2 separate regions of the Mus musculus genome follow, and region 2 is linked to region 1. Evidence: chromatin loops called from intact Hi-C (ENCODE). Cell type or tissue: heart. All regions are shown on one strand. Each heading gives the region's core, and the rest is flanking DNA. Links, peaks and the distances in the headings are about the cores only.

Evidence for each region. A loop is a pair of places that touch in the nucleus more often than their neighbours do. Peaks named below come from ENCODE experiments on the same cell type or tissue, not always from the same donor. Only the 100,000 strongest peaks of a DNase experiment are listed, where the experiment ranks them.
Region 2: a loop joins it to region 1, with 4 times the contacts of the local background. A loop is called at or near these places in 2 of 42 quality-filtered maps.

The regions. Positions count from the first base shown.
Region 1 is chr5:36,690,285-36,701,957 of GRCm38, forward strand. D5Ertd579e (DNA segment, Chr 5, ERATO Doi 579, expressed) reads right to left here and starts at 5,737. Exons shown (of 9, transcript NM_001081232.3): 1 at 5,571-5,737. Gm32725 (a long non-coding RNA gene) reads right to left here. Exons shown (of 3, transcript XR_868354.3): 3 at 7,950-8,667. In heart, for the core only: no CTCF peak of the experiment used is centred there; DNase peaks (open chromatin) are centred at 5,367, 5,777, 6,437 and 6,817; H3K4me3 peaks cover 2,849 bases; H3K27ac peaks cover 3,651 bases.
Region 2 is chr5:36,616,136-36,627,808 of GRCm38, forward strand. It overlaps D5Ertd579e (DNA segment, Chr 5, ERATO Doi 579, expressed), which reads right to left. Exons shown (of 9, transcript NM_001081232.3): 4 at 3,529-3,595; 5 at 2,608-2,689; 6 at 1-399. Among named protein-coding and RNA genes, the nearest start is that of Tbc1d14, 40 kb to the left of the region's middle. In heart, for the core only: no CTCF peak of the experiment used is centred there; DNase peaks (open chromatin) are centred at 4,702, 5,216 and 7,696; H3K4me3 peaks cover 368 bases; H3K27ac peaks cover 3,440 bases.

The DNA of each region.
Region 1 (11,673 bases), core at 1,635-9,634:
ATAGCTTGATGGATGGAAAGGGAACCAGACAGTCATGAGATAGCCAGCAATTCCATGCTAAGGTATAAGGTACTGTGGCTTGAATCTGCAATGTCCCTTGCAGGCTCATGTACTGGTCCTCTGCAGGTTATTGGCACTTTACTGGGAAATGTTGGACATCTCTCATTGCCCACCTCCTCTCCTCCTCTCCCCTTCTCTTTTCCTAGCTATCAGGAGATGAGAAACTTTGTTCCACTATATGTCTTCTACCATGAGGGTACTGAAACCACAAACAAACCTTTCTCCCACTTAAGATGTGTATGTCAAATAAAAGTCTAAAACAGAAAATTGGCCCCAGAAAAGTGAGGTCATTGCTGTTTGCTGCTGGTGTAGGTAGAAGCCTTTGGACCCAGTCTTACAGGAGGAATATTAAAGACTTTAGAAAAACAAGCCAGCTGGGCAGTGGTGGTGTACGCCTTTAATTCCAGCACTTGGGAGACAGAAGCAGGCGGATTTCTGAGTTCGAGGCCAGCCTGGTCTACAGAGTGAGTTCCAGGACAGCCAGGGCTACACAGAGAAACCCTGTCTCAAAAAACCAAAAAAAAAAAAAAAAAAAAGAAAAGAAAGAAAAAAAAACAAGCCAAAGCCAAGAGTGTTGTCAGTAGAACTTAATGGACAATTTTGGTGGGAGCTCAGAAGACTAAAAGTCATTAAGAATGTGGGCATTAAAGACAGGTTTCAGACAGCAAAGACTGCTGGAAACTGGACTAGAAACTGTACATGTTACACTATAATAAAGAAGATACCTAAATTTTATCCATTTATCAAAACACTAAACTCCATGACAGGCTGAGTTTATGAGTGATCCACTGGAAATTCCAAAGGAATGAGGTTTACTAACAGCTATTAGCATTTATAATGAGAAAAAAGCAGCAAAGACTGAAAAACTTGCATCATGGTCAGAAAAGTTGGGGCCAAAGAAAGTGTGACTACTGAAGAAATTAGGGCCATTAATTATAAGAGGATTATCATCAAGGCAAAGGGTGTCTCCAGGGCATCTTAGGAACTGGCCAGAACTCATACATCACAGGTTTAAGGACAGTAAAGCGTAAACTAATTTGGGATACATCTTCCTTGAGAAGAGAGAAAATATCGTGAGTAGACAAGGCCAAGGCCATCTGGGAAGCTGTTTCCCCAGGATGTGTCCATTGTGCTCAGGCACCCAGGTACTCTTGAGGCTGCTGTAGCTATGGTCTCAGGGAGCCACTACAACTGCAACTGGCAGCAATCCTTGCCCTTCCAAGTGATACTGAGTTAGCAGGTTTCCACCCAGATTTCAAAGAAAAGCCTGAGAGGTTGAGAAATATGTGATAAGAAGAGAGTCCCTGCACTATGACGTCATTGAGTGGAACCATCCCAAGAAAGTTCAGATGGGCTGCATGCAAACAGCAAAGCCAAATGGCAGGGTTGCCCAAGCCCTCTGGAGCCTACAACATACCTCAGAAGACAGACAAGGAGCAGCAAGCTTTAAAGTTTGCCTTGATGGGTCCATGCAATCCTTACTGGCTATTCCGTTCTACATTTTAGAATGGAAATGTTTACTCTGTGCCCTTGTGTGTGTAACTTTTTTTTTTTTTTTTACAGGAACTCATATAGCTGAGATATTGCCTCAAGTCTTAGAAGAGACTTTGGACTTTTGAGCAATGTTGAAATATAATACATTGGGGACTCTTGAGATAGAGTAAATATACAAATACATTTTGGGGCCCAGGGTGGAAAGCTGTAAATCTGAAATGTGCCCCTTGGGCTTATTTGAACATTTGGTCACCAGCTGAGGGCACTATTTTTGAAGGTGCTAAAAACATCAGAAGGTGAAACTTAGTAGAAAGAAGTAGGTGGCTGGAGGCAGGTTCTTTGTGTGTCTGTCTCTGCCCTTTGTCTGTCTTTCTCTGTTTCCTGGCTTCCGTTAGGTTGAGTTCTCTAAGCTACCATATCTATCCTCTGTCGTGATGGACTGAGTTCTCAGAACCGGAAGCCAGAACAGAACTTTCCTCCCAGAGGGTGTTCTGGGAGCTGCCTGGCATGTGAAGTACAAGAAGGCATATAGTTTCAGACATAACTAAAAGAATAAACACAGGCGGCAGTGCTTTTAGGGTACATTCTTAACCCTTTCTATACTGCCTCTTAGTGAAGGGAAGAGTGTACATTCTTTCCTAGAGGCCAGCAATAGCTTCAGAGGGTAGAGCAGGGGAACCAGGCAAGAAAGCATTCAAGGAAGGTAGATTAAAAAGTGCATAGAGGGGCAGGGGATGTAAGTGGGTTGGTAGAGTGCTTGTCTAGAATACATGATGCCCCAGGGTTTAATCCTGAACACTATAAGAAAAAGAAAAAAAGAGGGGAGCAGGAACAACAAAAGCATGAATACAGAGCTGGGAAAAATCTGATGCCTGGGCTCAGCAGTTAAGTAATTATACTCACTGCTCTTCAGGAGGACTAGAGTTCAGATCCCAGCTCCCAAGTCAGGCAGATCACAACTGCCCGGAACTATGGCTCCAAAGAAATCCAACACCACCTTCTGGTCTCTAAGGGAAAAATATGCATATACATGCATATAAATAAAAATAAATCTTTCTTTAAAAAAAAAATCCGGTAATCAAAACCGCTCTCAGGGCCAGTAAGATGGCTTGGTAGATAAAGGCATTTGCCAAGCCAGCCTGGAAACCTGAGTTCAACCCCTAGATGCCAGCTCACTACAAAGCAAAAGACATACAGAAGATGAGACTTCTCGTTTCACAGAGACTGAAGGTCACGAGATATAACAAGCTTGCCCACAGTGACCCAGGAAGCAAGAGGGGGGCTGGAATGTAACTCCAGTCTTTCCAATCCAGTACTAACGAGTTAATAAGTCTTCTTGAAAGCAATATTTTATATTTAATTTCCACAAAAGAAACATTTTAAGAAAAAGCATGCCGTCCATCCACAGGGCCTACAGCAAGAAGGAATTCATTCTGAGGGATTTCCAAAGGCTCCAGAGAGGATACAGTATCTTATAAGAATCTTTTGAAACTAGAGAAAGCAGAAGTGGGGGACCCTCAAATCAGAAGAAAGAGTATAAATCAAGAACATCTGAAACTGCTTGGTGTGATCAGAGCAACGGTAGTCTTACAAGGTAATGTGGAAAGGAGATGGCCAGGACAGGGTGACTGCACTGCACTGCCAGGGACCTCCCACACTGCGTTTATAACTGTACTCTAAGCTCCAAATCCCAGGTGCTTAGACGCTTGCAGGACCAGAGGCTGCCATGTGTCTGGGAAAGAGAATCCTGGAAACCAGGCAAAGTAGAGAGAAAGCAACAGTGGCCTGAAGACAACTGACTGCTTCCAGCCTGCAGGGGAATCTGAGGACTCAGACATATCAGCACTAAGCGGCATTTTAAGAGCTTGAGTGAGGATGACATTACTTCACATCGCCCCCTCTGCCTCTCTATCCTGCAAGGCAGGTCTCAGCATTCTTCCCATTTCACAGATGACAAAACTAGCTCAGAGGCCATTAGCTGCTCCAAGTCAAATGATGCAAAAAAACAGGGGCAAAGCTCAGGCTTGGTGCATTTCCACACAAAAGAAGAAGAGCAAGTCCAACACTTTTAAAGAGCCCTGGGATAAAATCAGGCACAGATGGAGCTACACAACAAATGGGAGCAAGCAAAACACCATTAAGTTTCTTTTTTAAATGTTCATAATTTGTATATCAAATCAATCATTCTTTAAAATTCTTAATTTGCCTTGTTAAATGTTGCCATGTTAAAAATATTTACCCTTATGTTCAAAGAACAATACATGTATCTCTATGACACTAAATAAGAGTAAAACTCTCCTACTTTCTTAATGAAAATAGGCTCATATAAAACCTGTTACAGTCAATTTGAAGGCCTATTTTGTTTTACATTCTGAGAATTTAATAGCGGACTTCATCTGGGCTACATTTCCAGCCCTAACTACTTTTTAAATGATTAAACATTTGTGGCGTCCCAGCGATGGGGAGGCTGACATGGGAGGACCCCTGAGGCTTGCTGGCCAGTCACCCTTGCTGAACTAGTGAGTTCCAGGTTCAGTGAGAGACCATGACTCAAATCCCAGCATTTCAAAGTCAGAGGCAGACATAGCTCTAAAGTACTTGGCCAGCCTAATCTACCTAGTGAGACCCTATCTCAAAAGTAACACCTGAGGGCTGGAGAGATGGCTCCGTGATCAAGAGCACGGGCCGGTCTTCCACAGGACCGGGGTTCAATTCCTAGCAACTGCACAGTGGCTCACAACTGTATGTAACTCCAGTTCCAGGGGATCTGACACCCTTACACAGATATACATGCAGGTAAAATACCAATACACATCAAATAAATATTTTTAAAACAATTATAAAAAACATCTGATATTGATCACTGGCCTCCACGCGTTAAATATACATGCACCCAAACACACACATTAATATATAATTATAATTCAATGTTTGTCTAAGAGAAGATAGTGGGGAAATATGATAAAGGGACATTATAGAGATATATAAATGAACTTGTGAAAGAACACGTTTTAAAAGTACATCAGTTGGCAAGAATAGCAACTAAATCTACAATAATAAGTATCAACTGCAAGAAGCCTCCATGGGTATTTCAAATGCACAGTTCCAGAATGGTTTTTGTCATAAAGATCCTGAGACCTAGTTAAGAATGGTTCAGCCCAAAACATCTGCGGGCGAATATTTGACCTTCAGAATGCAGAGTGACAGATATTTTTCCCCTTCTTTTAAATCTGAAGTCTCTAAAACCGACAAAGTGTCATGCAACGGGTCCTATACTGGTGGCAGAAATCTTGCGTGGGGTTTTCACTGCATAGGCTTTTCCATGGCATCACCTGTTATCCAAACTGCACGTCCCCGGCTCCTCGGCAAGCCTCTCCTACCGTTTCCTTAGCAAGCCAAGAACCAGAAACGCAAAATGCATTGTCAGTTACTTGGGCAACAAGGCAAAGCAGGTGATGAGACCCAAGAACCCCGTTTAGTAAATGACTCCGGAGTCGCATGTCCCCCTCCCGTTTATCCCCCATCTCACTTTTCTTGGTTAAACCTTTAAGGTTTGTCTACAGAAGGGCAAACACTGAAGGGAGGGGCTGCCAGGTTCGGGGTCTGCTCCCCACTGCTCGCCCTGTCCTGGCCTCTACGCAAAGCGCTCAGCCCTGGCCCGGCGTCCACCGGGAGCTCCCGGGACGCCGGCCGGAAGCCGGGCCGCGAGGGTCCGGGCGGTGGCGCGCGCAGGCCGGCGACTCCGGGGCCTGTCACTTCTGCCCTCGGCCGTCACCTTCTTCGACCCCGCGCCATAGGCCCGCGTGCCCGCCACTCACCGCGCCGCGCCCGCCCCCGACCGCCGAAGGACAAAGCTGAGGGCGCGGGGCGAGGCGAGGCCGCTGTCCTCAGGCCGGGCCGCCTCAGCCCGCCGCGGCCCATTGTGCGCACTCATCGCACGCCGCCCGCGGGGTCCTCGAGCCGGACATCCCTCTGGCCCGCCACCCGCCACGGCCCCGCTCCCGGCCGCCGCCTACCTGCCAAGGCTACCGGGTGGGCGCCTCTCCTTGCGCTCCGAGGGCTGCAGGCGGCTGCCGAGCGCCGGGCGGCCCTGGCCTGCGCCTTACGTAAAGCGGCGGCGGCCCCAGCGCCAGGCGGCGGAGGGCGGGAGGCGGCGCGCGGCAGCCGCTCCGCTGCGTTACCTGGCAACAGCCTCAGCGCCCGGCCAGCCAACGCCGCGTTCCATATCCTTCCGCCCAGGCGCCGGGATTACATCAGCGCGCCGGGGCTCCGCCCTCGTGCTGTGTGGGTGGGGGAGCAGCAGGCGCGCAGGACTGGATTCTGGGGTCCTGAAGATCCTGACACCACGAGGCCGACCTGAGGATCCGAGGCTTTGAAGCTTTACCAGGCCCTGAGAGAGGGCTCCTGGGTCGGTGACCTCCCGCTGGGTCACTGAGACCCGGCTTTGCAGAGCCCTTCCAACACAAACCCCCGCGTTACACCTGTCCGCGCCCCCTCTTCGCCATGTCCTGGAATGGCTGGAGTGGGCGGCTTAACATAAAGACTTCAATTAAAAACAAAAAGTGACATGGCTTTTTTATGTTATTATTAAGTAGGCAAAAAATAAAAGACCTTCTGGAAGATTCGGAAGTGGGAGCCAAAAATGTGCACTAACCTTTTAATCAAAAGCCTCTTCCCACCTACTCACCTTCCCTAAATGTGACTCCTAGGCTCTTCCAGAAAAGCAGATGTAGATGTCAGAAGTACCAGGAAGAAAAGCCAGAGATGTGCCTTCTATACAAAGGCAAGAACAGGTCCCGTAGGGGAGTGACCTGCATGTAGTTCATCAAACTCATTGAGCACCGCCAGGCACCAGGCCCTGTTCTTGGGTTCAGAGTCTGAGACCCGGAGTTCCCAAGCTCAGCTCAGGCTTCTGGGAGGAGCAGAGAACTGGAAGTACTTTTCTGCTGAGGTAGGCTGGACTCTTGTATGCAAGCCAAGGTCAGGAACCTAAAAGAACTGTCCTTTCATAGAATCCATACTGTTCCAACAAACATCTTTTCACTCTCCCGGAGAAACCCAAAGTAAAGCCTTCCTGGAGAGACCCGGAACAGGCTGGGGAGTGGGTGACGCCTCGGGATGGAGGCAGAATTTGAGCACAGGCCTTTGGCTCTATTGTCGGGGATCTTTTCCTTCACCCAAGTCTTACCCTTCCTTAGTTTGCTCCCCCTTTTGTTGCCTCGGGGTTCATTTGAGGTGAGTCACAAGCCACAGTTTTATTTACTACACATCTTTTGGTTACCTGTTCCAGGGCGGGCAGCCAGGCAAACTCATATAACATGCGAGAGAGTGGAAAATCCAGGGTCATCTGAGAGTGAAGGTGGGCATAAATGGTGTCAGGATCTTCAGGACCTCAGAAGCCAGGCTTGCACAGACCAGGGAAACATTTCCCTAAATATGGAGAATTTGCACACATTTTTTGGTACATACATCCATAATAACATTAGTGTCTCCTAGTCTGTACCTTCTGTAAAGGCATATCGATAGTAGGGCAGTTTTAAAAGAGTAACAAAGTATCGCAAACATATGAAAGGAAAGATAACACAGCCACTTTGTAGCCATCCTGTTGACTATAATCTGTGTGTATGTGTTCCTCGGGTGATTGTGGGCAGGCACCTGTGGAGGTCAAAGGGTAACATCAGTTATCAATCACACTCCATCTTATGTTTTTTAGACTTATTTATTGATGTGTACTAATGGATCGCAGTGTGGGGTCAGAGGACAACCCACAAGAGTCCGTTTCTCTCCTTCTACCGTGTGAATTCCAGGGATCAAACTTAGGTCCTCAGGGCAACAAACTTTTACCCACCGAGAATCTCTCATCAGCCCTCTGTCTTTTGTGTTTGTGTGTGTGTTTTGGTTTTTAACCTTGTGAGACATTGCCTCTCACGGAACCTGGAGCTCATAGGTTCAGCTAGACTGGCTTGCTAGCCAGCTCGGGGCCGGGGGGGGGGGGGGGGGGGTGGGGGGTGGGGGGGGGCTTCCTGTGCTCCCTCCCCAGTGCTAGAATTAAAGGCATGCACTCCTTAGGCCAGGTGTGGTAGTGTGCCAACACCCAAGAAGCAGTGGCAGGCCTCCTGATCTCTGTGAGTTCAAGGCCAACCTAGTCTACATAGTGAGTTCCAGGTGTACATAGTGATGTACATAGATGTCATAGTGACATAGTGACACCCTGTCTTAATAAGAAAAAAAGAAAAGAAAAGAAAAAAAGAAAAAGGCATACACTCTTGCTCCCACTTATTTTTTAAATGTGGATACTGGGGATCCAAACTCATGCAGGTGCTTTTACTAACTGGGCAGTCTCCCCAACCTCCCCCCGCCCCCCCAAAACAAAAAACTTTACTTTTGTTACTCAATCACAGGCCAGGTTTTTTTTTATAAACCACTGATTACTAAACCTTGAAGAATTTCCTGAAAGAAAAAAAAATCATAGTAGCTTGGAGGATTTGGAGGCAGTGAGGAAGTCACAGAAGACTGAAAGTGGTTTCCTTTGTCTTAATGAAGTAACGCCTGCAATTCCGACTGTACTGATCGGGAGCTCTGGAAGGTGTGTGGACTGCAGTCTCAGGACCTTTGCACCTGTGGAACCTTTGCCCAGGCTCTCCAGATCTTTGCCTCGCTGGCTCCTTCCCGTTCCAAGGTCAGGTCCAGTGTCAGCCATACATATATACTTTCCCTGATGCCAATTTATAGCAGTCTGCTTCCCAGTCCTGCAGTGTTTCTCGGGTCCCAGTTCTGAGCAATACTTGAGAGTATCTTGTTTGTGTGTTGGTTTTCACATTGAGACCCTTTTTCCAGGAGAGTGGTGTCCTTGTCCAGGGGGTTCATTTATGCAATTTGGTCTTCTATGGCTACTCTTTCGGAGAGCTCAGACTCAGCAGTACCCTGCCTTCCACTTGCCACTCTACACGTGTCTTCCTTAAAGTTGCTGCCTACAGATCAGCTGAGGTGAACTCAGGATAACTTCGGCTCTGGTGCCATAGCTGTGGTCCCCAGGGAACACAAATGAGGCCAGAGGCCCCTGCTGAAACAGAGTAGCAAAAGAAGAAACAGTGGCAGAGCTCCCATTCATCTCTGAAAAAAAAAATCATCATCATAGTTGTGTTTGTTCGCTCGCTCTCTCTCTCTCTCTCTCTCTCTCTCTCTCTCTCTCTCTCTCTCTTGCTCTCTGGCTCTCATTCTGCCAGTGTGTGTGTATGTGTGTGTGTGTGTGTGAGAGAGAGACAGAGAGAGAGAGAGAGAGAGAGAGAGAGAGAATCTCAGGTTCAGAGACATAAACCACTTATCTGACCCCTGCACAAAGACACATGATGGGTGGGTGGAAATGACAACCACCCCACCCCCACCCCCACCCCGATTTGACTCAGATCTTCTCAGCCTTAGTAGGGGTCCTGGAGGGCGCCAGCGGAGGCAGAGTTTGCCACACATATGCCTGGTGAATGACAGGCTAGAGTTGGAGGGTGTTTTGTGGCATTCGATAACACTCTGGTGAATTGAAGGCAGAGCCAAGCCTCCTCGGAGCTTGGATCTTCTTTACCCAATCTCCCTGATTGAGCCTCAGTTTCCCCATCTATACAGCAAGGGGCTTTGGGAGGCATGAACTGGGTTACTGGGTAGAAACCAGGCCCCACTTGCCTTACCTCACTGCCACAGGAAAGCTAATACCATCCTCATCTTTAAAATGCTCACAATAATCGTGAGTATCAGACATCAAGGATTGCTTTTGAAGGAAATGAGCCTCCTACGGGGTCCAAAACAGTACCCTATTCACAGTAAGCCAAACACCAGCATTAGCTCCAGGCTTCCAGAGCTCTGATCCTACCTTGCTTTCGATGTTTCCTCTTCCCCGTCCCTTCCTTTTCCTCTGCTTCACTCCACTCATCCCTATGTGACCTGGAGGCTGACGAAAGCAGCCTCAGAGCCTGCAGCCTGCCATGGCAGCCAGGCCTCTGCAGAGCAGGCTGCTCCTACAGGACTCCTGGGTGACCTCATTGGAAAAAGGTAGAGCAGCCATCCCCTCTCCACAGAACCACTTCTGCTCTCTCCAAGCTCAGCAAGGCAGAGAGAGGACTGCACAGAAGCAGCTCCCAGCACCAGAGCTGGGCTGGACCTAGACCCCTCTCACTGACCTCCAAGCCTGGAGCTAAACAAGTTAGTGGCTTTTTTCCAGGGTACTGGGTAAAGTGGTACTCTCACCCTCAGGATGGCACCATCATGACCATATCTTTCTTCCAACCACGAGGTGCCTATATGTGACTTCCATACCTCAGCACTCCTACCAGCCCCACAGCATACTCACATCCAGTGGACTGTCCTCATCCTCACTAATGGCATCTGCAAAGTCTTGCTTTTCAAGGAGGAGAGACACACAGAGGTCCTAGGGGTGAGGGTTCAATGTATCTGTCTTACGGGACAGTTCTACCATGATGTTCCCAGGTCTTTACATTGCCCAATCTCGTTCAATTCCCAGGAAAGGAGAAACTACCACTATCTTTGTCTTTCAGGTTAGGAAACTTGAGGCTTGAGAGAATTAGCTGTTTTCCCACCAAAAGTCATGGCTCAGGTATATGGGCAGAACTGGAAAACAAAGTCCTGCCTCAATCCTATCGTCTCTCTCCGTCCAACAGTGCAGGGTACTCAGGGTTAGATTCTTAGGAGGTATTTGATAAGCACAGCAGCAACAGTGTGTCCACAGACCCTCCTGGAGAGAACTATTCAAAGTTAAGATACAATGTTATTAACCCTGAGAAATACAATAAAAAAAAAAAAAACAAATGTGGAATCTCTTTAGTGGCAATGTCAGCAAAAAAACTTCTTTAGGGCAGGACCTTTGTGGTATAGGCTAGAAGGAGAAAGATCCACCTCTTCCTGGGGCTGGGGAGACAGACAGCAGCATACCTGTCATGCAGGAGGACCTGAGTTTGATCCCCATCAGAACCTAATGGCTTCTGAGGCACTACATCTTTTGGTCGCCTTAGGCTCATACACACATACACATATGTGCATGTGCACATACACAAAAAGAGAAAAGGAAGGACGGGAGGGAGGAAGAGACCCAACTCTTTCCAGTCAGGAAGGGAGGACGGGCTGTGGGGAATAAATATATCAGACACCAGGAAAAGCAAGGACAGGGTCCTGAGGTAGGACTGGGCATAGTCCACTGAGAAACTGAAAGCAACTGGACACAGCTGAGGGGAGTCCAGGTGACTTTGACCAGGAAGGAATGTCTATCTACATACCGAGCACAGATAAGCCAGGCCTTCTGTGCTGAGGGGTGGAGTTGGAAGTTTGCTAAGAATGCTGATGAAAAATGTGCGCCAAGTTCACTGTGGATAATTCCTCTTTCAATTTACCAGTTTCAATTGTGGTTGAGCTGAGTTCAGACCACACTGAGGGTGTTCTCGGACCTAGTTTACAACTCAGTGTGAAGATGTCCTTTAGGCAAGGCTAAAGGACATCATCATTCAGAAATGAGCCCCCAGCTATCAAAAGAGCTGTGTCACAGGAAGAGGGACTAACCTCTGGGTGGCTCTTGCTGAGATATTCCAGGAGAACTTTGTCCCTTTCAGGACTTCTGCCTCTTCCCTAGTGTGCTCCTAGAACCTCTGAAGGAGGGAGATGTGACTTGCACTTTATCCCTGATAATGTCCTCAGCAGGTGAAGTCCAGTTATACAGTGCCAAAAGCCACATCTGGCCGCAAATGCGGCTTCATTTCTTCATCTTCACACTGAGGCTGTTAAACACTTAGAGCAGAAAGTGTGCTGAGAACTGGAGCTTCATGCCAAAATCACACTCCAGGAAGCCAGTCAGTCTCCAGACTGCTAGTGGTGGATGCTTACATTGAGCACCTGCTGTATACACTGTACAGAGACTGTGATAAAAACATATACTTACAGAGCCAACAAGAGGGCTCATGGAGGCGGCGGGGGGGGGGGTTTACAGAGATGTCTCAATGGTTGAGAAAACTTGCTGCTTTTGCAGGGGACCTGAGTTCAGTTCCCAACACCCACATCAAGCAGCTCACAAACAGCAGTAACTCCGGTTCCAGGGGATCTGATTCCCCCTGATCTCTGAGTGCA
Region 2 (11,673 bases), core at 1,765-9,764, 74 kb before region 1:
AACTCTCCTTGGTTACCACTTGAACTTGAACCTGCTTCACTAGAGCCAGATGACCATGAGCGAGGGCGCGTCTTCCCTTCAGGTTTGTGTCGGATCTGCCTTTTGTAAAAGGCAGGCTTTTCTTCGATGGTGCTACTGCTCAGCTTGCTCTCCTTCTCGTGTCTGCTCCTGCTCTGGGCTTTCTCATGCATGGGGACAGAGGCGACACTGCTTCTCTCTCTGACGGCTTCACTCTCACTGTTGCAGTCCTTTGGAGAAGATGTATCCGTGCTTGCTGGTGGGACTGTGGATGATGACGAGGAGCTAGAGTAAGAACAGGGTTTGGACTTGTTCCACACGGTCATGATCTCTTGCAGGCAAACCGGTTTCTCAGACAGTGGTGGAAATGCTTCATAGTACCTGCAAAACAGAGCAAGAGTTCATAAGCAAGGCACACTTTACAGTCACCATTACACAGACAGCAACGTCAGCCTGAGAGGCAGTGCCTTAGCTCACTAATGTCAGCAATCACACCATCAAGGAAGCAAGAATTTGAAACGAATTACCAAACAGTAAACAGTGCTGTGCATTAAAATTAGTCCCCCAGCTGGGCGTGGTGGTGCACGCCTTTAATCCCAGCACTCTGGAGGCAGAGGCAGGCAGATTTCTGAGTTCGAGGCCAGCCTGGTCTACAAAGTGAGTTCCAGGACAGCCAGGGCTACACAGAGGAACCCTGTCTCAAAAAACAACAACAACAAAAAAATTAGTCCCCCAGACCAAGCACTTTAGCACTGCTTGGACTGTGAGAGGCACTATGCAAATACTATGAAAAATATCTAAGATCTGTCATCAAAGCAAAGCTTCAATTTCATCTAGGAAGAAATGACAAAACAATGTAATAGGAAGAATGTACTAGGCTAATAGGACATGTCTGAACTTGAATTTCATCTTGGCCACTTACAATGCTTGTGACATTAAACTCACTATTTGATATTTGAGTCTTTTTCCTCCCTCTAAAATAGTGAACACATAAGAACCTCACAGTAGTGAATAGTGGAAATAAGTGTTACTGAAAGTCACTGAGCAGATGATTCGGGACTACAGCTCTATAGCCATTTCCCCAAGTCTGGCCCTGCTCTCCTGCTTACTTTCTAGGCTCCCCTAGGCCGTTATATAACCCTGCAGTGGCTCCAAGCAGGAACAAGAAGAGTTCACCTCAGAAGCAGGAGTAAAGGACAAGAAACGAGTCAGATCATCACCCACTCCATGCCCTTGTTCCTGATAGACTATCAGGGCAACAGCATGGAACTCGGCATTTACGCAGGCTCAGGAATGGTGGGATGGTTACATCCAATTGGTCTTAAGTGAGGATGCTGGTGCAATCAGAGTCAGGGATCACAGCTGGGTTTAGTGAACAGTGAGAAGTGAGACCTACACACATGCTATGCTCCAGGATGGAAGCCTGATTGGACCATAACCCCTAAACATGCTTAGAATACCACAGAAAGAAACTTGCTAGAAAAAAATAGCAATTGCTGAAGATTTGAGAGCAAAATAGATCCCCCAAAGGATGTCGAAAGCTATGCTGCCTCTAGGGTATTGCTCTTCCAGACATTAAGGCCACCCACTAAGTGGCAAGGGCTATGTTTACAAAGGTATTCATTGTGACTATCTGTAGTAAAGCTATGTATAGTACAAATTATTAAAAGCTTTATAGGTAATTTTCTCTTAAAAAATTATTTTTATTTGTGTGTGTGTGTGTGTGTGTGTGTGTGTGTGTGTGTGTGTGAGAGAGAGTGCATGTTGCCTGTGTGTGAGATTAGACAAAAAGGCCAGAAGAAAGCAATGAATTCCCTGGAGCTGGAGTGGCAAGTGGTTGTGAGCCACTTAACACAGGGCTGGGAACTGGAAGAGCAGCAAGTGCTCTTAACTGCTGCATCATCTCTCTAATCCCATACACAATTTTCAACATCTAGCAGTCATATTAGAAGTCTAAGAAGAAACTGGTGAAATTAATTCTAATAACTTATTAGTATTATATTATCACTTCCACATGTAATTGACATTAAACTGATTAATGCACTGTTTTGTATTTTTTATTCTGTTCCTAATCTCTACTGAGAATGTCACACTTACAATGGAACCAAATGACTGCAATTTTTTTCTTCGGTAGAGATTCAAAAGATTAAAATAAAATGTCTAGCAAGGAAGTCTGTTTATAGTAGAGATGACAGTGCTATTAATCACTCACAAGGGAGGAACTAAAGACACAGGGACCAAGTCTGGCCAGGTCCTCTGTGGGATAAGGTACACCAGCTCTCGTCTGTGGAGAGGGAATGTCATGAGCTCTCTCAGCTGCCTCAAAGACTCTGTGTCAGTCTGAATGCGCGGCAAGTGCTTCAGGAAACAGCAGCCATCCTGTTTCCTTCATTCACAAACACTGACTGCAGACACATTAGGCAATCAGACTGTTTTACTCACTTTTGCACTCTCACTATGAATGAAGCACCTAAGCATTCATGCATTTCCTAAATTAAGAAATCATAGAGATGACAGAAATGGAAACCATGTGGCAGTAGCGAGACTGGTTTTAACAATACATACTTCAGACTGAGGAGTCTTACATACATTTCCACTTGATCTTTTGCTGTAGGGGACAATTCTTCCTCTGGAGAAGGAGAACCTTCTAACTTTTTGTGAATCTTCTCTTCTGTTATAAGACAAAAATTCAGAAAAAGTTAACATATATGCAGTTAATAAACACTAAACTCATTTCTCAAGTAATTTTAATCAGATATGATACAGGCTTTTGTGGCTTACAGAGAGAACTCCAGGCCAGTTAATAAACACTGACGTACTGAGTGTGCAGAAGGCGCTCTTTGGCTAACCTACATATGCACTAGGCTGCAGGCTGAATGAGAGTGCTTTAACTCATCACAAAGCCACACTGTAGAGGTTCTTAACTGAGAGCCTGGCGTTCCCTGTGTACTTATTAATTAGACCAGAAGGAGTGAACATCTGTTTAGATTCCAAAAATACATTCTCACAAAATTCTGACTCACGGCCTTTGTACTGACTCATTTTGATTAATACTAATCTGTAAAGAAAACTCCTCATTACAGTTAGACCTGTGACATGACATGGCGCTAAGCACACCCTGTGCTTCAGTACCAACAGAAACAAAGGGTAGCTACTGAACTTGGTCCAGGCTATTGCCTTAAATTAAAAATAAGGTGGACCCTTAACACAAGGCTTCAAGAGTATACGCTGACAATGACCTTGACAAGGACAGAAAAGGGTTTCAGAGTATGCAGCCCCTTCCTGGAGTCCTGCAGAACACTTAGGAACTTAAATGACTGAACCCCCAAGTGAAGCCTTAGAAGGTGCCCACGGACTACAGCCCTCCTCTGGAGCAGGGATTTCCCATGTGGCCACTAAGGACTTCACTGAAGCCTTGTGCAGAGCTGAGGTAATGAGGAATGCTGGCTTGGTGACACACTCTACACTGAGAAGGACCCTGTAGGGCTCTACCTGCCCCAGCCTGCTCACCTTGCTCGCTCTGTAGGTCTTTCAGTCTGCAGCAGAGCTCTTCTACTAAAGTCTCGATCCCAGAGCTCTGTGTGAGAGAGAAGACAGTCAGCTTTCTACCAGGCACAGTAGACAGGCAATTATTTTATGTCACTACGGAGGACCACAAGTTTCCATGTTCCAAAAGGAATATATTATCAATTCTTAAATGAATCCCAGAGTTTAAAAACCGGTAAAGCTAACCTACTGTAAGTATTTTTTCTTTTCTTTTCTTTTTTCTTTTTTGGTTTTTCAATACATGATTTCTCTGTGTAGCCCTGGCTGTCCTGGAACTCAGAAATCCACCTGCTTCTGCCTTTCAAGTGCTGGGATTAAAGGCATGTACCACCACTGCCCAGCTTACCATAAGCATCTTACTAATGAAGGACACTAAGTGGGACTTACTGATACATTGTGGCAATGTGAATGCTCTCCAAGAAAGGCTTCTGTCTTGCTCAACAAGGCCAAAGATCTATGTGTCCATCATTGGACAAAAGTTAGTCACCCACAAAAGCAACCTTAAGATTCTTTATAATCATGGTTTTATACAAATTTAACACAGGGGTTACAAAACCTCCTTAGTCTCTAGAAGATTAGAGCCTAAAGAAAACAAAGTAGGTCCCCCTTCCCTTTCCCTTCCTTGTCTTCTTCTTTTCTTTTCTTTTTTTAAAGTGAACTCTCACAACTCCAGCAGAAAGAGCCATACAGAACACAGGCCAATGCTGAAAGCACACATGGGAGCTCTCGGTTATTTTAAGAGATGGACCCAACCACACAGGGCCCACCAGTGAGGCGGTTCGGCTGGTGGTACAGATACTTGCCACCAAGCAGACAACCAGAATTCAGTGCCCAGTACCAACAAGTGTGCAAGGACAGAACATGTTTCTTAAGTTCCACAGGCATACGGAGAGGGCGTGAAAGGATCTGGTACTGAAGATAAAGTGAGGCAAGCTTCAAAGAAAATTTGCACTTGAAACAGCACAAGTACATATCTTTCACTCATTCTAAATTCTCATTTTTTTCTGCAAGAAAACAGAAAAAATATTGTACAATGGACAGAAGAGTTACAGTGTTTCTTAGAAACTTTGGATTTACTCAGGGACATGCTATGTCTGGGTTGGATTTTGTCTCTTTGAAAGGACACAGCTGGCCAGATGCACACAGAAGAGCCACCCAAGTTCCTGTGCCTCCGCTCTGTGACTCCAAGAGCTAAAAATAAACTTTACCCATTCGCCGAACTCAAAATGACTCAGCAAAGTATGGCAGATATTCTTTTTTTCTTTTTCTTTTTTAAAAAAAGCCCCCTTTACAGAGTTTTGGCTAGAAGAAACAGATTTCAGATAGGAAGGTAAATTGTAAATACCCACAGTTACTCTCTATCTGCAGAATATCCCAGTCTTTAAGAGGGAAAAGAGAAAATAGGTCAGAGGACAGCTGCCTCTTTCTTACAGCTCTAAAAAACAGGCAGACAATTGTTCAACAGTGGTAGACTGCACAATCCCATCACTGAAGTCTGCTTACCATAACGGTCAAGGTGTAATGAGGCCCGCAATTATAATCCACTTCTCCAGGATACAGAAACTAACACGGGTGTCAGCTGACACGCCACACGCTGTCTTGTACAACAAGCCTATGTCACTGCTTGCAAACCTGGGGCTATCTCCAGTGCAGAACATGGAACCTCTGGGGACTGCTTACCAAACTCCTTCCAACCTCTAAAATAGGCTACTATTTTTCAGGCCTGCAGAATGGCCATGACAACCTGTGAGCAGGGTACTCATATTATCTTTTAGTTAGTATAAACTACACAGACACACAACTAGTACATATAAAAGCAATATATATACAAACAATAAACAATATATTATCATTCATTCAAAGAGCATATGTATATGTCCATATGTATATATCTTTATATATAAAAATGCCTATGTTTTCAAATACAAGCAGCATTAAGAAACAGTGCTTTACTCCTTCCTTTGTGTAAATCAAGCTTTACTGATCAGGTTTCTGTTTTCTTTCCTTAGCTAATGTGTTTTTTTTTTACCTGCATGTGTGTATGCACCCCCCCTCCCCCCCCCACACACAAGAGAAACACATACCACCAATACCACACACATTTTTTAAAAAAACAGTACTGGAGACTGAACCTACTCTAGTTATTATTTTTAATAATCATTAGGTCATCACGGTATCCTAATAGCAAACTGAGAAGCATAAAGTCATCCGTCATACTATCATATGCTGGCAAGTATTCTAGAGTTCATTTAAAACTAAGAAATTTCATTTCCATTTCTACCTATACTGCCATAGTCTATCACATCCATAGGTTTGCTGGAAAATACTTATCTAAAGGCGTCTTAAGAAGGGACAAAGGATAAAGCGTACTATGTTCTAGAAAGCCCACAGGAACACCTGTGGGAACAAGATGCGGTGACTCTGCTGTGGTACCCTGCCTGGCCTCTCTTCACTGTACCAACTCAACCATCAAGTGTCCAAAGCATCTGGGAAGTGCTGTGCAGAGCAAGAGCACACTAACATGCAGTGAGCATGAGCAGGGTAGGCATGAACTGGAGCTACTTAGAAGGCAGCCCCTGGAAGCAAGGCTAGACACTCACTGGACAGTCATCTGCTCTCACCCACTGTACAAGTGATAGAGACTGGTAGCCCACATGCCCAACAGGTCCCATGGACAATAAGGACCTGTCCTCCTAGAAGTACATGGCACTACCTCTTACTTCTCTGAGAACAGAGGTAGGTGGTAGAGATTTAGTTTGATATCTCCACATCTGGCTCTGAATTCCTGCCCTACCGCACACAGGGATATGCCTATTTCCCAGCTCTATAACCTAAGAATACCTCCAGTTCTCTCAAAGCTCACCTAGTTAGCACACGGGTGATGTACCTGTCAGACAGAGCTCATTGTAACCCAGGTTACTTAAGTACCAGTGTCATTTCTAAATTCTGTATGTTCACTCCTTCAAAATTGCCTTCAGTGTCTGAGGATCTGGATTTGGAGCCAGACCTCAGGGTCTGAGTTGGACTACTATTATTATTAGCCTATTCAACACCAAGACCACCTCTAGCAAACAAAGTACCCCTGTGGGCTGCTCTCTGCAGCCACCTTGGCCTGGTCTTGGCTTTTGTCCTCCTCTGCTGGTGGCTGCCTGACAAGGTTAGGTCTGTTACTTGATGATATAAACTGAGTCTGGTCACGGCTTACAGCTGCTGTAACTGCTATTTCTAGGAGGTTTTCCTTCATCCCTTGCTTCTCACCCCACAGAATTCTCAGACATCTCCAACTGTCTCCAGGCTTCCTGTGCTTCTCAATTTAAAGCTGTATCAGTCAGGAAGAGGTGACTGGACTGGTCTCCTCATTGTCTGCCCTCTCCATGGCCAAAGACTTGCAGTAAGCATCTTAGGTTGTTCTTTCAAGGAGAGCTCACTGCACTGGACAGTCTCCCAGTGTGAGATGGGTATCCCTAAGCTACTGGAGGGCACCCAGCATGAAAGCACATCCCTTTTGTTTTGTTTCATTTTTCGAGACAGGGTTTTCAACTCAATCTTTAGACCAAGCTGGTCTCAAATTCTGAGATCTGCCTGCCTCTGCCTCCCAAGTGCTAGAATTAAAGGTGTGCACCACCACTGCCAGGCTGAAAGCTCAGTCTTAAATTTTCCATTTGAACATGGCACAAAGTGGTAACTCAGATATCACCTCTAAAGCTATGGTAAACTAGGTGGCCCCACATAATCCACTTACCTATCCCAGCCTAAGTTTCCACATCTGGAAACCAGTTGTAGCAGCTGATTATTGGACTTCCTGTTCTGGTTGGTCCCTCATCTCTCAGTTCCTCTGTCCTTCCTAGTGCCACAGGCTGCATACTCTAAGTCTTTCAACTAAGTTTGTTTCCTATTTACTGTCCTGCTTAGAATGTCAGAGGTTGCCTTGTCTTTTATTTGCTCTGTTTTCCTGCTGCTGGATCACCCTTCTGCGTGCCAGTATCTGGCCAGCAGGCACCAACAAGGGGCAGGGAGTCTCATGCTTTCTCTCAATGGAGCCCAGCCTGTTCCTTTTCTCCAGAACATGAGTGCCAGAGGGCTGCCCCTTACTCCAGTACTACAGTAAATCATGCTGTCCAGCACTGCCTCCTTAGCGATGGAGGCACATGGACTTGTAGAATGCCAACTCTTGGCTCCACAGACCACGCCTACTAAAGCACCAGTGCTGTGAGGACAGGAGTCAGTCCTACCCTGCTGCAGCTGCATGGTACCACAAAAAAGATCTGCGAAACTTCCCAGCAAACTCCGCTCACCTACAGAGTTGAAATCAAATACAGTCATTTTAGCCCCATGCTGCACAGGGCTCTCTTTTAGTTTTATGGTTAGAATATGTCATTTCTACAGCAGAGCTGGAAGGGGAAAGAAAAGACCAAGGCAAGGTGTGGGAAGAATGGCTGCTAGTGACAGCACACAAGAGAGCCAAGGACCAGCTTCAGACTTTAATTCCTGAAGGTTTAAACCCCTCAAAACCTGGAACTGTCCGTGCTAAGCTAGTAAGCAGCAGACTACTGACTGAGAAGACTGGGCGCACAGAGCCAGCTCGAAAACTCTTGCCATCAGGGCCAAGAAGCAGGACAAGAATTGAAAATCCCCAAACCAAAAGTTTCTTTGCTCTACGGCCCCATGAGGATTGACAGTTCCCATCTTTGAACCCAGGAGGATCTCCGGAGTGGCTCCAGCTCTTAGAGAAGTATCTGCTGAATGAACACGCGCCAGGGAGGACTGCACACTGCTGAGGTGGTGCACATGAGGAGGAGAGGTTAAACCTGGGGCAGCACACAGCTTGGTGGTGGCGTATCTGTCTAGGCATGTGAGTCCCAGGTCCCAGTTCAGCACTGCCTTTCCTACACCCTCAAAAGAGAGGTTACCACCATCTGCTATAAGTGATGATAAAATAACACCATCAGCCAAGCATGGTGACACATGTTTGAGATGCCAGGCACCAGGAGAATGACATAGGAGGATGGCCAGTTTGAGGGCAGCCTGGTCTATACAATAAGATACTTTCCTTAAAAAAAAAAAAAATAAGCCATGAACCTTGCTTATTCACTAATTTATTTTTGAGGCAGGTCTGACTCTACAGTCCAGGCTGACCTTAGACTTACCAGCTTCCAGTCCACGTCCCAAATGCTGTGATTACAGATATGACCCACCATGCCTGGCTGGAGGAGACACTTTCATCTATGAAGTATGACTAGGGAAGGTCACTAATAGGAATGAAAATTATTGCACAGAGAAAGCTTACATTTCCTCCTGGCCTGGTTTTTGTCAAATACCAGAATCTAAGTCTTCAATCTAGCCAACGGCTCAGCACATAGGCTAGAAAAGGTACTGCAAAAAATATATAAGCGCCTACGTGGTAGAACACACCTTTAATCCCAGCACTTGGGAGACAGAAGCAGTTGAGTCTCCGTGGGTTCCAGGACATACAGACTTAGCTACAAAGTAAGATACTGTCTCAACAAAACACACACACACACACACACACACACACACACACACACACACACACACACACACACACACAAAGAATATACAGGAAGAGGGGAACATAGTGATAGGAAAGGTTGAATTCAATAGTGTCTTAGTTAGGGTTTTACTACTGTGAACAAATACTATGACCAATGTATCTCTTATAAAGACAACATTTAATTAGGGCTGGTTCAGAGGTTCAGTCCACTATCAACAAGGCAGGAGAATGGCAGCATCCAGGCAGGCATGGTGCAGGAAGAGCTGAGAATTCTACATTTTCATCTGAAGGCTGCTAGAAGACTGGCTTCCAACTAACTAGGATGAAGAGTCTTAAAGCCCACACCCAGTCACACATCTACTCAGACAAGGCCATACCTCCTAACTGACTGAGGGGAGTGCCACTCCCCAGGCCAAGCATATACAAACCATCACAATTAGTAAGAGAATAAATATTTCAAAGATGACAACTACTAATAACTCTTTAAGGATGAAAAGACTGAATATATAAACAAAATTTCAAGTGTTGGAAGGAAAGTTACAAAACAAATACAGCTCACTGCCGTTCATGTGAGCCTGGAGACCGTGTGAAGTAACCCTAAGTGAGGAAAGCAGGCGTGGGAAAGGAGAGGAGGGCAAGAGGCTCAAGCTGTGAGCGCTGTATAACTGCCCTCATCCTGCTCCCTGCACAGGCCTGTTTCCACGTCCTTTGCTACTGAACTTGCAGGGTTTTAGAACAGCCCCTCCCACTTTCCTCAGGGCCTCACTTTTCATTATTTGAAAGATCAAGAGTTTCTGCAGAAAGCTCAATTTTCCACCTTTCCTAGAGAGAGAAGCTCCAGGCTCCATACACAGCATGAACACACTCTCCTATCTAAGGCCTCTGAAGCCCACAGCCGCTCAGTGAACCTGCACATGCAGCCACCTGCCCTCAGGCTCCCAGGAGGTGCCCACACTCCCTCCACCAGATGGGTACCTTCCTGTGGTTCCTTTCCCCAAACACAGGAAACTCCACTTCCAGGGGTATTCAGACCACAGGCTGTCTTCTTTTTCTTTATCCCCCCACCCACTCTGGTCAGCTCTGTCCTCAATACAGAGCCCAACTGGGTGGTCTGCCATAGGGCCACTATAACAGCTGCTGCTTTACCTCACTTTCCCAGTCTCAATGTAGCACAGGATGTTCTCCAACCCTCGGTCCCCTGCCTCCACACAGGTTCTTCACCAACTTTACCTAGTCTGTTCATCACTGGCCAGTCCCTAGGCAGCAGCCATAAGCTATAAGCATGAAGTCATACCGTATTATCCTGTTCTCCAAACCCTCCAATACTTCAGAGTTTCTCAGAAGAAAGCCAAAGAAAGCTCTTAGACCATACATACATCAGTTCCAACCAAGCACCCAGGAAAAGAAGGCCAGTCTCCTAGACAGGGTGGGCTGGAACCACACCGCACCTTGAGTGTTCTCTGCTCCTGGCCTGGTTGTCGTCACACCTCTTATAATGTGAAAATGGTATCCAGAAAACAAGTTCACACTTTTGTCACTTTATTAACCCCCATCTGTGATTGTCTAATCACACCATCTTTCTCTGCTGTCTGTACACCACACTTCATCACAGTAGGAATGGACACACGCATTGGATACTCCACACGTATTGGATACTCCAGAAGTCATGATGAGCTGGGGCTAGAATGGCCACTTTTACCACATGTATGCTATAGTAGAGGTGGAATTCACAAAGAACAGAATGGCCCCCAAACAGGGAAAAAGGCAATGGGAGACTTTAGGTTATTAGGAACAATGGCTTTATCTATTTAAAGTTTACACTTCTTAGTTCAGGATCCTCTTCCAGCCCATAGATTCAGTGAGACATTCCTATATCTTATCCCTATACTCTATTTTTTTTTTTTTTTAAATTAGATGAAGGTTGTTCTTGCTCTGAGTAATGCAATGGTAGCTATGATAGAGCCATATATTATGGTCTGGATCTGGAAAATACTTCAGGGGCTCATGTGTATGAGAACATCCCCCTGGCTTGCAGTGCCAAACACAGTTATAGAGCCTTCGGAACATGGTGCCCATGAGCAGGCCTGTGAAGGCTTCTAGCCGGACCAAACTTTTGTCTCCTTATTCTCCAAAAGCTAACACACCAAGCCTCAAGTTCTCCTTGCCTCACACCATGCCTTTGCCACCAAGATGTAATGCAATCCCCAAAACCCTGAACCAAAACAAACACTTCCTCCCTAAAGCCGGGGCTGCTGGGTTCTGCAGTGTCTGACTGCAGGGGAGAGTAACCAGCACTGTCCACCGAACCACAGTGTAAGAGCAGTGACTTCAGGCAGTTTATAATTTCAAAAGTCCAAAGGGAGGAGGAAAGAAAAAGAGCTGGGAAGAGGATTCCCACGATGGAAGAGTTCTTAAAGAGAAGAAACACCATCCTTACCTCCAAAGAGCACAGTCAAATTAACAATCCAGGGTTAGCAGTTGTGACCCAGGGCGATGCACTCGTGTGGAGGATACTGTATTAGTAAGAGTTCTCTAGAGTCACAGAACTTAGGGAATCTCTCTATATATTGAGGTAATTTATTGTGATAACTTATAGG